Linked DNA regions of Homo sapiens: all the other regions are linked to region 1. A link is a contact called in ENCODE Hi-C data. All regions are on one chromosome and are shown on one strand. Each heading gives the region's core, a stretch centred on a gene start or an enhancer-like site at or near the end of the contact. The rest is flanking DNA. Distances are from core to core; before and after follow the strand shown.

Region 1 (4,115 bases), core at 307-2,806:
TACGTAAAGATTTGCATTGCTTCCCCACTCGGCACCCCCGCCCCCACCTCTCTGAAAAACAAAACCCCAACCTCACAAAACCTCTATGGATCCGCGGTAGCGAGACGTGAAGGGGTTGATTTGTGGAGTGGGAGTTGCTGGCCCATTGCGGTGCCCGGGACTCATTAAACTGTCACTCACCCCCCACCCCACTGGGTAAATGGGGTGATTAATGTCTGATATATTGGAATGGGTCGAGGGCATTTGTGGAGAATAGGTGGTGTGGCTGGGAAGAAATTGATCTCCCGAGGATGTCTCCTGGACTAAGTGTTCATAATTATGTCACTCACCGCGAAGTTGGAGAAAGTTAGGTTTGTGACTTTGGGAAAGCGAGAAGGACAGGACGGAGTCGTCGGGTTTTGTTACTCTTTAACTCTCCGCCACGGCTTTCTAATGGGAACGAAGTGGTTATCACCAGGGCTGGGACGCTGGCGCCTCAGGCCCCAGTTCCTTTTCTACCCCTCGCCCTCCCAAGAGTCTGAGGAGATGTATTTGACATTCAGAGATGTCGCAGCACCCTGCCCGGTACCGGTCAGCCCAGCCCGGGTCGCGTTACAGTTTCATCAGCTATTAGAAAAGACCCACAAACTGGCTGAAAAGTTCTCAAACTTACTAGACCTGGCTTCCCCCCACACAAAGATTTTCTTGTGATCATAAACATTAGAGTGACCCCCCCCCAAAGAAAAAAAAGATTGTTAAGGGACACAGATCAAGGGGAAGGCAAGGTTCTGCTTTTTCTGAGCAGAAAGATCAGATATGCAGGTGCAGCATTCATTTTAAGTGACTGGAGCAGGTTGTATCAGTTTATTAATTGGTCTCGTTGAACTGAAGTACTTTCCAGGATTTCAGAAAGTGCAGTTTCAGCTTGTTGGTACCGAGAATTGAAATTTGCATTGACTGTGGCAGTGTAAGAAATTTTTCTGAGAAGGTAGTTGTAGATAAGTAATTACATAAGAGTGAAATAATAAGGTGAACCAGTCTGAAGTAATAGTTCTGAACAAGTCTGCCAACATTTGAGACATGTATACCATTATCTCAGCAGAAAAAAATAAAAAAGTGCGGTAATAATGTTGAAATGGGACTGGAGATGTCAAATGGGTTGGTTTAAAAATATCCCTAAACTGCTTTAGAAACTAAACGTTGGAGTTGAATAAAAGTGAATCTGGATTTCCTGAATAGCACCGTGGCTTGAGTGTGCTGTCAGTATGTAAGCCAGTCCACCAACTTAAGACAGAAGTGTTGCTATTCCATAAATACAGTAGAACTCCATATGCTGAGTTTTTCAATTTCTTCTGTTAGAAAGTTTGGAAAAAAAGGAAGACTTTGAAGTATTTTGTTTATACTAACAGAAGAGAAAAGTTCTCCTAAGAAAAAGCTGGTGGCAGGAGTGTAGAGGAGTAGCATATGGCATTAAAAGGAGCACAGCTGGAGGTAGCATTTCCATCTGAACATGATGTCAGAGCAGCTGACAGCCTGCCATCCCTCAGCCTTTTATTCTAACACACAGACAGGGAGTTAGTGTGTGCGGATCTGTGGTGGAGAAGGTATCTCATTCCTCTCTAACATCATCTCCACTTTGCATCTGTCTCTCTTAGTCTGCTTTTTTTCCACCGATGTAACAGACCTGGAGCCAGCAGGACTCAGAGGAAAGGACTTAATCAGGTTTATGTGTCCTAAAGGTAGGAGTAGCAAGAGATTAGATTGAGCATATTTCTGTTTTGGTGTTTTGTTTATTTAATTTTAAAAATCACATTACTTTTCTAACCCAGTTTAGGAATAATATATGAAATTGAGTATTAAATGAACATCTTACTGGAGTTGAAAGTCTTGAGCTTGTTTAGTTTTAATTTTTTATCCCTTTTACTTGAGCGAGTAAATAACTTTAATACACAAATATTTCAAGTTTTGAAATGTTAAGAAAGGCTTTAAAATGCTGCTTTTGGAAATCACGTTGGATTAAAATGCTTTTTTGTTGTTCACTGCTATTTAGATTTGATTGGGGTGGTGGTGGTGGGGAAATAGTAAACTGGAATCCAGCATTCAAACTTATATGAGAAGATTATTCTAGTTAAGCAGCTAGATTGTTGTATAATTAATTCCTCTGTGAAACTTTATTCTTCAAAACATTGAGCAGCACTACTGAAACATACAGCTGTAGTGCTGTTGAAACTGCAGGTTTTTAAGAAGAAGAAAAAAAAACCAAACTTTTGTCCCCAGGAGAATAGTTTGACTGGTTTCCTCATTTCTCTTTCAAATATATATTTAAGAGATCTTTTATTTCAGCATAACAATAATTATTTGCAGGAGTTTTTGTGTTAGCGACTAATTTAGAACTTGTAGATTTGAGCTGCCTGAATTGGCCAGACAGCTGTAATCGCACTCCTCTATTCTTAATCTCTTTATCTGGGCAGCAGCTGCCATATGGCCACAGTCAGCTGGATCAGATGTTTATAAGCTTCCTTCTTCGTCCCTCTCTGTCCTCTCAGCCTCCTAATTTGATCACGGCTACCTTGTGAGCTGCCCTCCAATCTTTATTTTTAGCCTTCTCAAGGATTAGGATTGATGTTAGCTGTGGGGCACTTAAAGTGATTGTATTGTAAATCTTAGTTTATTCTAGCAGTGGCATCTTGCAGAATGTGTCTGGGGTTAGGATAAAGTTTTAGTCTGTCTTGGGCAAAGTGTAGAAGAACAAGAAGAAAGGAAGTAATTTCTGAATATTAAATTAAGTGTATCTATTCCCAAAATGCACTTGCTGAGATGGGTGGTGTGGAGGCTTGCTTCTGGTCACAGGAAAGGGGAAGTCGGGTCTTCTTTATTTTTCAGGAGTTTACCCACTGCAGTTGAATTCTGACCCTTTGTACATCTTTGCCTTTCTCCTCCCTCCATTTCACTTTCCCTCATCACAAAACAAGGGCAATGATGAATATTTGCAAGAATAGAAGCTAGTGGGAAAACAGAAATATATCAAATTATATTGAAACAAAGTATTTTCTGTTGGCTGAGGTAAGGCAGAACCAGGAAAAAAAAAAAGGTTCTCTTTTTCTAAAAAGGCTTAAAAAAAAACGTTGAACCTGTAAAGCTTTTGAGTTTTATTTAAGCGCTGTATGCCTTTATTTTTAAAAGTTTGAATTAATTTCAATATGAAACTCATTTTGCCTTGCAACGGATCAAAGTTTAGATGAGAATTTTCGGAGTTCAGTAAAGCCCCTCTGGTTCCTAATATTCTGAAAGTACAGTTTCTACAAAGAAATGTAACTACTTTTTTCTCAGTTCGTTTTGAAAAATCTTTGGATTTGTTCATAGTAAAGATGATCTTTTCCATCTGTTGGTGCAGCTCCTTCTGATCTCGTACATGTGTGCTATACCTGCAAATCTGAAGGCATTAACATCTGTTTTTATACACAGGGCTTTTGTTGTAACACCCTGACTTTAAAAGTAAGTTGTTTGCTAATTTCTGGACTAATTATGCAATTTCATTTTTTTTTCTTGATTCAGCCAAATGTGTGTGTGTGTGTTTAAACTGTGCTTTCTAAGCACAGTCAGGTAGCAAAAGTAATAAAAAGGATGGTTGAACAAGTTTTCTTGTATGTTCCAGGATATGTTTGGGACTTTTCTTTGTTTATTATATGAGTTGTTCCCTTTGAAATTAAAGCTATTTTGTAGGTTTTGTGGGACATAATTTGATAAGTAGAGTTAATTAAATTTCTTCTGGAAGAGATCTAAATTCTTATTCTTAGTGAGAGACTGTAGTTAAAGGAAGGCTTTTAGAACTTGGGTTCAAGGAAGATGGAGATGCGTCGGAAGCTCTTTGGCGGGGGTGAGGAAGTTCAGAAAGTGTGCATTTTCCTTCTGGCATTTAGGTCTTGTCCGTGTGATTTGGTGGTGCTTGGGTCATAAGCCTGATTAAAATTCAGGGACATGTACCACGGCGGCCAAAGCGGAATTAATTTTTTTATATGGGGACTGGAGCGCTGAAAAGTTGTTCCTGACCAGGCTCTAATGAGAAATTCCTCTCTCCCCAGGTTATGAAGACAGTATGGAGTTTCCAGACCATAGTAGACATTTGCTACAGTGTC
Region 2 (4,176 bases), core at 1,427-3,926, 3.2 Mb after region 1:
TAGGCCCATGAATTTGTCCCACCCTTTGCTTGAGCTAACATACAACTCCTATTTATGCCCCTCCTAAGAACAGGCTGATTTGGGAGTCAAACTTTCTCTAATCTAGGATCTGATTTGCCACCCTGCATCTTGTCCTCTCACTCTCACCTTTCTACTCTGGTTTGTTCCTCCAAACGAAAGAAAGCCCTTGTCTGCCTAAACTTTGAGATCCTGGAAGATATAGTTGGTGCTTTCCCTCTGTTGTAATACTCCTTTGAAGTAAGTAACTTCTTATCTAAATGTGAATTTGTTTTATTTGACAAAGTCTAGAAACAGCCCCAGAACAATAACAATTCCATCCTCAGAAAGAGCCTCCAGACTCCGACCCCAACAGCATCTGCCTGTGGATCCCAGCTCTCTAGGGCTCTATAGCTCCTCTCAGTATAAAGTGCTCCTTTCATGTTGGGGTGTGCAGGCTGGGACACCTGCAGGGGAGGCTCCCCAGTAAGAACTAACCGGGTCTTCAATGACCTTGTTTTGCAGGCTCAAGATTGGCCTTGGCTTAGAGTCACTGGGCTCCGACTTCTATTTCCCAGTCAGGGTTATTCACTTAGTTGTAAATGAGAAAATGCTCAGTGTTTGAAGAATCCAGCAAAATCACTCAAACACAGTGTTTATTTAAGAGAATAAAATTATAAGGCACTTACATTGTATACCTCAATAGAAAAAGCAAAACTCTCTATCAGTTTCAGACAATAAACATGTCACATTATTTCCGTAATTCAAATCATTCAGTAAACAATCACATATGAACATATCTAGGAGATGCCAAGTCCCATCTTGTAAAATTCAGTATTAAACTCAGACATCTAGATAATAGAGATATCAACTCCACAAGTCCTCTACCCTGCAAAAAAGAGGAACTAATATTTTGATGAAGCAATGTAATTCACCAATTAATCTACTACTTTTTTTGTGGAAATGTATTCATTTCCTATAGCCATACTGGAAGAGGATTTTCCCTATTACTTTCCCTGGTAGCATTCCCACAGCTACGCCCTGGGATTCTGTTTAAAATCACCCCTAAAAAGGAACAGGCCTGACAAACTTACTATACTCTAGGGAAGAAAAAGGTAAATCAGAATTTTTAACAAGTGAATATTTGACTATATATGTAATGTCTTTTCTGAAATCCACCTCTTAAACATTTTCTTACCTTTGAAACTCTACTGTTAAAATGCAATTGACAGTTAATAAAAAACTAAGGTTGAATTAAGTGAAAAAAATGTTTCAAGGTGTAAAACCCAGGAAGTGGCAATGCTGATTGGAACACAGACAAATCTGACTCAAGTGCCAAGTCAGGCCGTCCTATCACTTGGGACCTTCCTCTGTTTCCATACTGCTCACTGACCACCTTCCCGCCTTGCCCAGGAGCCACCACACTGTGCCCCACTGGGTGCCCCAAGTGGCTTGACTTTGCAGATTCTCGCGCCCCCTCACTGCAGTGGGTCTTCCTTGTCCTTTGGAACAGTTTTTCCCCCTTCACAAGTCTGAGAGAATCCAGATGTCAGAAATCATTTCTGTTTTTTCTTCTCAATATCAGCATCCAACTGGCTGACCAGCAATGTGTCCCCAAGGAACAGACGCTGGAGTTGGGTGAAGACAATCTGCATGTCCTAAGGGGTTAGCTTTGTAAATGAAGGGTAGGACCAGCTTCCTCTCAGCCCCAGGGCATCCATCTGCTCCCTTAAGAGGCTCCACCTCCATCACTGAGGCTGTCCTCTGGGAGGAAAGGAACAACGTGCTAATGTTCACTAAACATGCCTTGAGATGGGTCACCCCCAGACAATTATGAAACCCAGGCACAGAAAAAGACTGGAGGGTGGCTGAGGACACATGACCTTGTAAAATTTCCAAAGCAGAACCTCAAACCAAAGACATTCCGATAAGGTGTCTGTGCCTGGGGAAGATAAAAGAAGAGACACAAAGATTTTTTTTAAAGCAGTGTGTCAGGTGATTCTTCTCTGCTCACATAAAATGTTTACAAACAGAAAACAGATGTCTAAAAAAAGTGCCATCCAATGCTCTGTGAAAAAATGATGAAAACACTGTGTGTGAAATGTACAATAAAGGACACACAGGCTGGGGGGACAGGATGGTGGATGTGAGACCGTGCTTGCCACACATTTGGAAACGCAGTGGAAAACCAGTCCCCCTCTGGAGTGTTTAAAATAATTAACTAGCAATCAATTAGACTGAAGTAGCACTAGGACCATCGGTTCCTAAGGAAAAAAATCTAACTGAAATACATGTCTTGTAAATTACTACCTTAGGAAGAAACGATTTTCAGCCTGAACCAACCACAAACCTCCAATTAACCTCTCATTAAATAACCAGGAAATTTCCACCTGGACAGTCCACATAAGGCGACTCCACAACTGTAACTGTAACCAAGTTCTGAATTTGGTTCGCTTCCTTATGCCCCTTACAAAAGCCTTTGCTCCAAGCACCCACAAACCATGACTGGGCGCTCTGCATTGATGAACAGCTCTTTGCTCAAATAATCTCTTTAACGTTTAAACCTTGATTCCCTTTTCATTTTTACCAGGAGAAAGGAGGGCCTGGGACCCCACAGCCCACAGCTCCTCCCACGCAGTGGCTCCTCCTGGGTCGGGGCTCTCCCCCAGGCCCCTGCCGTCGCCACCGCACAGCTGCCAGCGAGGGGACGCGCCGGGCGGAAGTCGAGCGCAGAAGCGGACCGGACGCCGGGTGAGGCTGGCGGCCCAGCCCACATCCTGAGGCCAGGGGAAGCTGAGGGCCGGGCGGGTCCAGCGGGGTCTCGGGTCTGCAGACTCCGGAGGCAGCTGTGGGGAGGCCTGGGGCCGCCACAGCCAGTTCCAGCCCGTTTCCATCAGCCCCCTGCCCACCTCGGGACCCCGCCCACATACTCACCATTTCCCAGCTTCCCGGGTGTCCAGGCTGCTTAGCTATGGATCTCCTGATACCTGCAGGTCAGAGGGCAAGAGGCTGTGGCGGCCACCTGAGCTTCCCCGAGCAAAGCACGCCGAGCACAGAAGACGACCCAGCTGAGGCTGGCAGGAGAGACGAAGGCCCCGCCAGATCCCGGAAGCCGCGCCCTTCTGTCCGGCTGCACGCCCGATTGGACGGTTCCTACGTCAGCGCCCCTGATTGGATAGGGCTCCAGGCCCCGCCCCCTCAGTCCCTGAGTGACGGAGGATGTGATCGGACGCTGGGCTGAGGGCGACAAAGTGACAGGTTCTTGGCTGCAGCCTTTTCATGCAGGGCTTCCTGCTTGCGCTGGGCCTGGCCCAGCCCAGGGGGCATTTTCATTTAACCTTTTGTATAAGGTTATATCCATTTATAAATAATATATATATGTTATTCACAAATGAAAACAATATAATGGCAATGATTTTAACATTTCAGATTTTATGACCTTTCTGGCCTCTGGTAGTTTGATCAGGCAGCCTGAAATTTCAAAAAGGGAGGCAATCCTTTAAGAAATAAAATGTAAGCCACGTGTGAATTTTAAATTTCCTAGTAGCCACCTTTTAAACATTAAAAGTAACAGGTGAAACTGATTGTAATAATTTATTTAACCCAATATATTCAAAATATTATCATTTCAATGTATGATCAATATCTCAATATTCATCAATATATTAATGAACTATATAATTTTCGGTAGTCAATCTGTGAAACTCACTCTGTATTTCACCTTCCCAGCACGTCTCTGTTCAGCCACATTCCAGGCCCTCAGTACTCACACATGGCCAGTGGCTGTCACACTGCCGTGCAGCTCTGAGGGAGGTGAACGGTCTGAACCCTCATTTCCTTCCAGCAGTGAAAGATCGGTCCTCCTTATCAACGTCTCTCCCCAGGCCAAAGGCTGAAGGGACAGGGCCCTAGAGAGAGCAAGGGCTGCAAAAAGAGAGTGTCCACAGGTAGACCATTGCTGCCCCGCCTGCTGTCCATCTTCCTCCCAAAAATCAGACAGTCAAAAAAAGAACAATGGAGCCCCCAGGAGGACCTAATCCCCAGTCTTCAGGTCTTCCACAGCTTTGACTTCCAAAGTTTAGATATACAGAAAATAGATTAAACAAACTTCTGATATTGGTATTTGGCCTTGGCGCTAATAAACAGGCTATTGGTTGTCTTTTTCCTCCTATGGTGTGG
Region 3 (4,176 bases), core at 341-2,840, 3.3 Mb after region 1:
GGACAAATAACACTGCATCTAGAAGTATCAGTGGTTTCCTATGAGCCTTCTGCCAATTCTGCCCTGACCTTCAACCTCGCCTCCACCCTATTCTCTATCCTTGCCCTCTTCAAACCACATTGAAGGCAACTGCACACTCGCCAAAGCCCTTCCTCGGCCAGGACAGAAAAGTGGGTCCGTCACTGCACAGCTCAGCCCTCAAAGAACCCCTGGACACTGCAGCTGCCACACCCCCAAGGTGGGACTCAGGGGTCCCTACACCTCCCCGCTGGTGTGCAGACAACTAGCCGACACTTTTGCCACAACTAGGGTGGCAAGAGACCAGCAACCAGTATACCTGGTGTTTATGATTCCCACTTTAGAACGCTGGGCCCGTGAAAGGGCACATGGGGACACTCACAGTCCCCTTCTCTGCCATCAGGCCTCTGTGATCCTTAGGACCGGCAGTGCCTGCCACTCCCCCATCTGCACGAGGTTGTCCAGCGTGGCCGCGTCTTAACCTCCAACAGCTCACAAGGTGGGAAGGGGGACTCGGGCCTCACTCCCATTTCACAGAAAGACAAGTGATGCCAGAAAAGCTACGGAACAACTGAGTGGTTCCAGAAACACCCACTGCTCTGAATCTCTTTGCTTTCCAAAGTAACAACATACACAGAAACCCATATGGGGGCCGTGGCGGCGTCGGGCTGGACGCATTACAGCGCTCCCCACCACCGGATCGCTTCCAGGGCGGCTCCGGCATCTGGAGCCCGGGGTGGGCCCCGCCCGCCCTGCTCGGCGGCCCCCTGCGGCGCCCATCACACACCTGCAGCGCCCAGGACTACTCAGGCCCGCCCCCCCGAGCACCGGCGCCCACCCGGGCTGCCACTCGGATCGTCTCCAACCAGACGGCCGCGTCCGTCTTTGTCACGGCGGCACCTGGCGCGTCGGAGGCTCGGAGGAGATGCCTGATGAATGAACTAACGTGAGTGAGGCGGAGGAGGGCCCCGCAGGGGCGGAGCGAGCTCCCAGCCTTTCGCGGAGGAGGGACCGAGCTGGATCGGCAGAAAGGGAAGGAGAAGGTCGCTGTGGGCCAGGGAAGGGGGAGCCCGCCCTCCGCGCCCTCGGTCTCCCTCACACGCGCGTCTCCCGTCTCGCCGGCTCCGGGCTCCTCACCTCACAGCCTGGAGCTCCCTCCCGGCGTCCGGCCGAAAACCCTCCTGTGGCGGCGGAAGTCCAGGGCAGCCGTCCTCATCCTCCCAGCCCGCCCGGCCGGGCGTACTCGCTGAGGCGGGGTCTCCGCAGGCGCCCGGCTCCTTTCCCGGCCCGTCCAGACCGCGTCTCCCGATCATCCGGAAAGCCACGGCTCGGCTCGGGGGCAAATGGAGGCGCCTGAAAAACAATGGTGTTGCTTTCTCCCCCGCCCGCACCTTCCTGAGCGCTGGGCTCTGGGCTGGGAGGCGGCGCCGCGGAGGCCGGGCGCGGGCCGAGGAGGGCGGGGCGGGGCCGGCCGCGGGAGCCGGGGTGCACTCACCGCCGCGGCGCGTCCCTGTTGGCGGGCGGCGCAGGCCTGGCCGCCGCGGGAGCCCGCCGGACGCCGAGGAAAGGAAAGGCCGGAGCCCTCCGGCTCCCTCCCCTGGGACACTTCCTGCTCCGCTCTAGGACTGGGGAGGTCTCCGCATCTCAGTGGTTCGCTCCCCCGCCCCCCGGCCGAGGTGTGCGCTGGGGGTGACATCCGACACCCCCGGCCCGCCCCGCTCCGCGCGCGCCTGGGCCTGGCCGCCGGGCCGGGGGCTTTGTGGGTCAGCCACGTCGCCGCGCCCGGGCTTCCCCGCGGGCCCGCCGGTCCGGAAGGTCGGCCCGGGGCTCTTTTCTCCGCTGTTCTCCTTCTCTGGCGCCCCCAGGACACGCGGCCAGTGGACGCCCGGAACGGCCGACCGGGAGTCGCGGCTGGGGATGGAAGCTGGAATTGGGGGTGCGGGATGGAGCGGAGAGAGGAGGCCCCGCGCGCCGTCGGCCGCCTCATTTCAGACTCCCCTGCGACCCCCCCCCCGCCGCCAGCCGAAGCCCGGGCCGCCCAGCCCCTCCTGCCGCTGCGGGACGCCGAAGGTAGCGCTCACATCCGCGCCTTCCGGGCCTGGCGCCCACGTGCGGAGTCCCCGGGTTAGGAAAGGCCGCGCATCCGGAGGCCACGCAGAGCCTCGGGGCTTGCGCAGAGGGGCTGCGGTGAGTCCTGACCCTGAGTGGGGGTCACGGGGCTCGTTGCTCGCTGAAGTGAACACGGTTGCAGCTGTGCACAGTGGCGGAGGGAGAGGATGAGGGACTCTGACCCAAGGTTATGTGGCAGTGAGGGGCAAGCAGAAATGGGGGCCTCCGGACCCCACCCCGAGACAGGGCTGCTGGCCGCTGCACTATGCTGAATATAGCCCAAATTCTTACATGGGTCGTCCCCGGGGAATGCTCATTTTTCAGGCTCCAGAGCTTGAGAGAAAGTGCGAACCCGGTCCCTGAGCAGGTCTGATTCCCATGGCCCCTTCGCCATCTGCTCTGCACCGAAATTGGATTCTCCTACGCAGAGGAGAAGGTGGAGAAGATTCTCCGTCTTCCGGAGGGTAGCTACTGCCGGTAGCTCCGATTTCCTTCGGATCCCCTTTCAAGGGCAAGCAGAAGGAAATCAGTTTCTCCAAAGAAAGTGGCCCGGCTGAGTAAGTGGGAACAAGGTGGTTGGACTGAGGCACGGGATCCTTTAGCTCCGTTGCTCTTCTAATCCCGTGGCCCTGGGCACCGCCACTTCCTCCTCTGAACTGCTGGAATAATCACTTCTGACTAGCAGAGTTACTGGGAGCCGCTGTTTGTCAGTGTTCACATTCTGACTTTAGCAGGAGATGGAGCGAGCGAAGGAGTGAAGCCCTTGTTTGTGAACAGTGATTGTTTCCCGGATGACAGCCAGATGCCGGGCAGGGCCACGCAGATCTTAGCTGGAGCCTACAGGTACAAGTGAGAGCCACCCCCTTTGACGTAACTGGACTGGCATTTACAGAACTCATGTACAGCCCACTCTCAGGAACACCAGCCAGGAACCGTGACATGGAGGAGAGGAATTGGGAGGAACCGAGGGGTCATCAAAGGCTGGTAGGGCTTAGGTGCTCTAGCAAACATCCTAGTCTGTGGGGTTCCAGAGCTCTGGTGCTACAGCTCCCAACCCTTTGATTGGCCCAGGAACTGGCTGTTGAGTGGGCATCCGTGTTCATAGCTCTGCCCCTTGCAACCCTAAAGCAGATAAAATGCAGGAGGCAGAAATTGCTGGCAGACAGCATCCAATTAATCCCCACTACCCAATTCAGTTTCTTCCCCTGACCTGACACGTCCCTGCCCAGCTGTGCCTCCCACTGTTCACCTTTTGAGGCACAAAACGGGCTGTTTATGCTGCTGCTGCATTTAGCTCAAAACAGGGCTTCAGAGTCAAGGTTCTGGACTCAGGCACCCGGATTAAATCCTGCCCTATGAATTCCTAGCCAGGTGACCTCAGGCCTACATAACCTTTCTGTACCTCAACTTCCTCATCCAGAAAACAGGGATGATGCTGTCTACCTCATTGGATGGTTGTGCAGGATCAAAGATTCAGTCATTCAGCAAACCTATACCGAGTACCTACTGTACACTCATGAGTGCTAGGCAGCCAGCCTTCCAGGTGCTCAGGTACATCTGTGAACACAACTGGCTATTGGAGGAAGCAAAATCAGTAACATGACCTGCTCTCTTTGATCTGTGCTACAGAAAAAAAGGAAAGTGGAGAGGCATCAGGAAGTCAGGAGTGCTGGGGAGGGGCTGGTAACAGTCATGGTATTAAAGAGGAGGGCAGGCAGGCCTTACTGTGAAGGTGGTATTTGAGATGAAGTAGTTGGTCAGAGTCCCTGTTTGACACATGGAGACCACCTTGACAGCAAAGGCCCTAAGGGGGAGCGGTGCGAAGCAAGGTGGGCTGGTGAGTGAGAGGAGAGGGATGGCATAGAGCTGGGTGGGGGCACAGGAGCCCGTGGGGAAGGTGTTCGCCTCTGAATGAAGTGGGGTTGTATCAGATACCACGGGTGAAGCATCGGGAAGAGGATCCTGCCTGTAAACCCTGCTCAAGGACTGCACCATCATCATGCCCAGTGTGTGCGTGTATTAGGTTTGTATGAATATAATGTTGCCAAT

The links. Hi-C counts contacts between places; a loop is a spot of excess contacts on that map. Pooled maps may share reads with other maps.
Region 2: a pooled map shows a loop between it and region 1 (8-fold over the local background). The contact joins the enhancer-like site here to the promoter of ZBTB18 in region 1. A Hi-C loop is called at or near these places in 1 of 37 single-sample maps with no recorded cell type and 6 of 50 pooled maps.
Region 3: a loop to region 1 is called in a map of gastrocnemius medialis, with 14 times the contacts of the local background. The contact joins the promoter of ZNF496 here to the promoter of ZBTB18 in region 1. A Hi-C loop is called at or near these places in 2 of 168 maps with a recorded cell type or tissue (CD8-positive, alpha-beta T cell and gastrocnemius medialis) and 9 of 50 pooled maps.

Annotation. Positions count from the first base shown.
Region 1 is chr1:244,049,727-244,053,841 of GRCh38, forward strand. It overlaps ZBTB18 (zinc finger and BTB domain containing 18), which reads left to right and starts at 1,557. Exons shown (of 2, transcript NM_205768.3): 1 at 1,557-1,718; 2 at 4,062-4,115. The coding sequence starts at 1,706. RefSeq lists enhancers at 566-615, 2,332-2,833 and a silencer at 796-885.
Region 2 is chr1:247,207,760-247,211,935 of GRCh38, forward strand. No RefSeq gene overlaps it. Among named protein-coding and RNA genes, the nearest start is that of MIR3916, 7.8 kb to the left of the region's middle. RefSeq lists silencers at 2,690-2,899, 3,040-3,299 and an enhancer at 2,706-3,205. Within about 2 kb of position 2,677, at least 35 of the 41 ENCODE cell types and tissues checked have a DNase peak (open chromatin) inside an H3K27ac peak, as active enhancers do.
Region 3 is chr1:247,330,277-247,334,452 of GRCh38, forward strand. It overlaps ZNF496 (zinc finger protein 496), which reads right to left and starts at 1,591. Exons shown (of 10, transcript NM_032752.3): 1 at 1,514-1,591; 2 at 1,156-1,371. It overlaps ZNF496-DT (ZNF496 divergent transcript), which reads left to right and starts at 1,778. Exons shown (of 3, transcript NR_168399.1): 1 at 1,778-2,970. RefSeq lists silencers at 629-868, 1,439-1,548, 1,679-2,158, 3,271-3,565 and an enhancer at 1,471-1,765.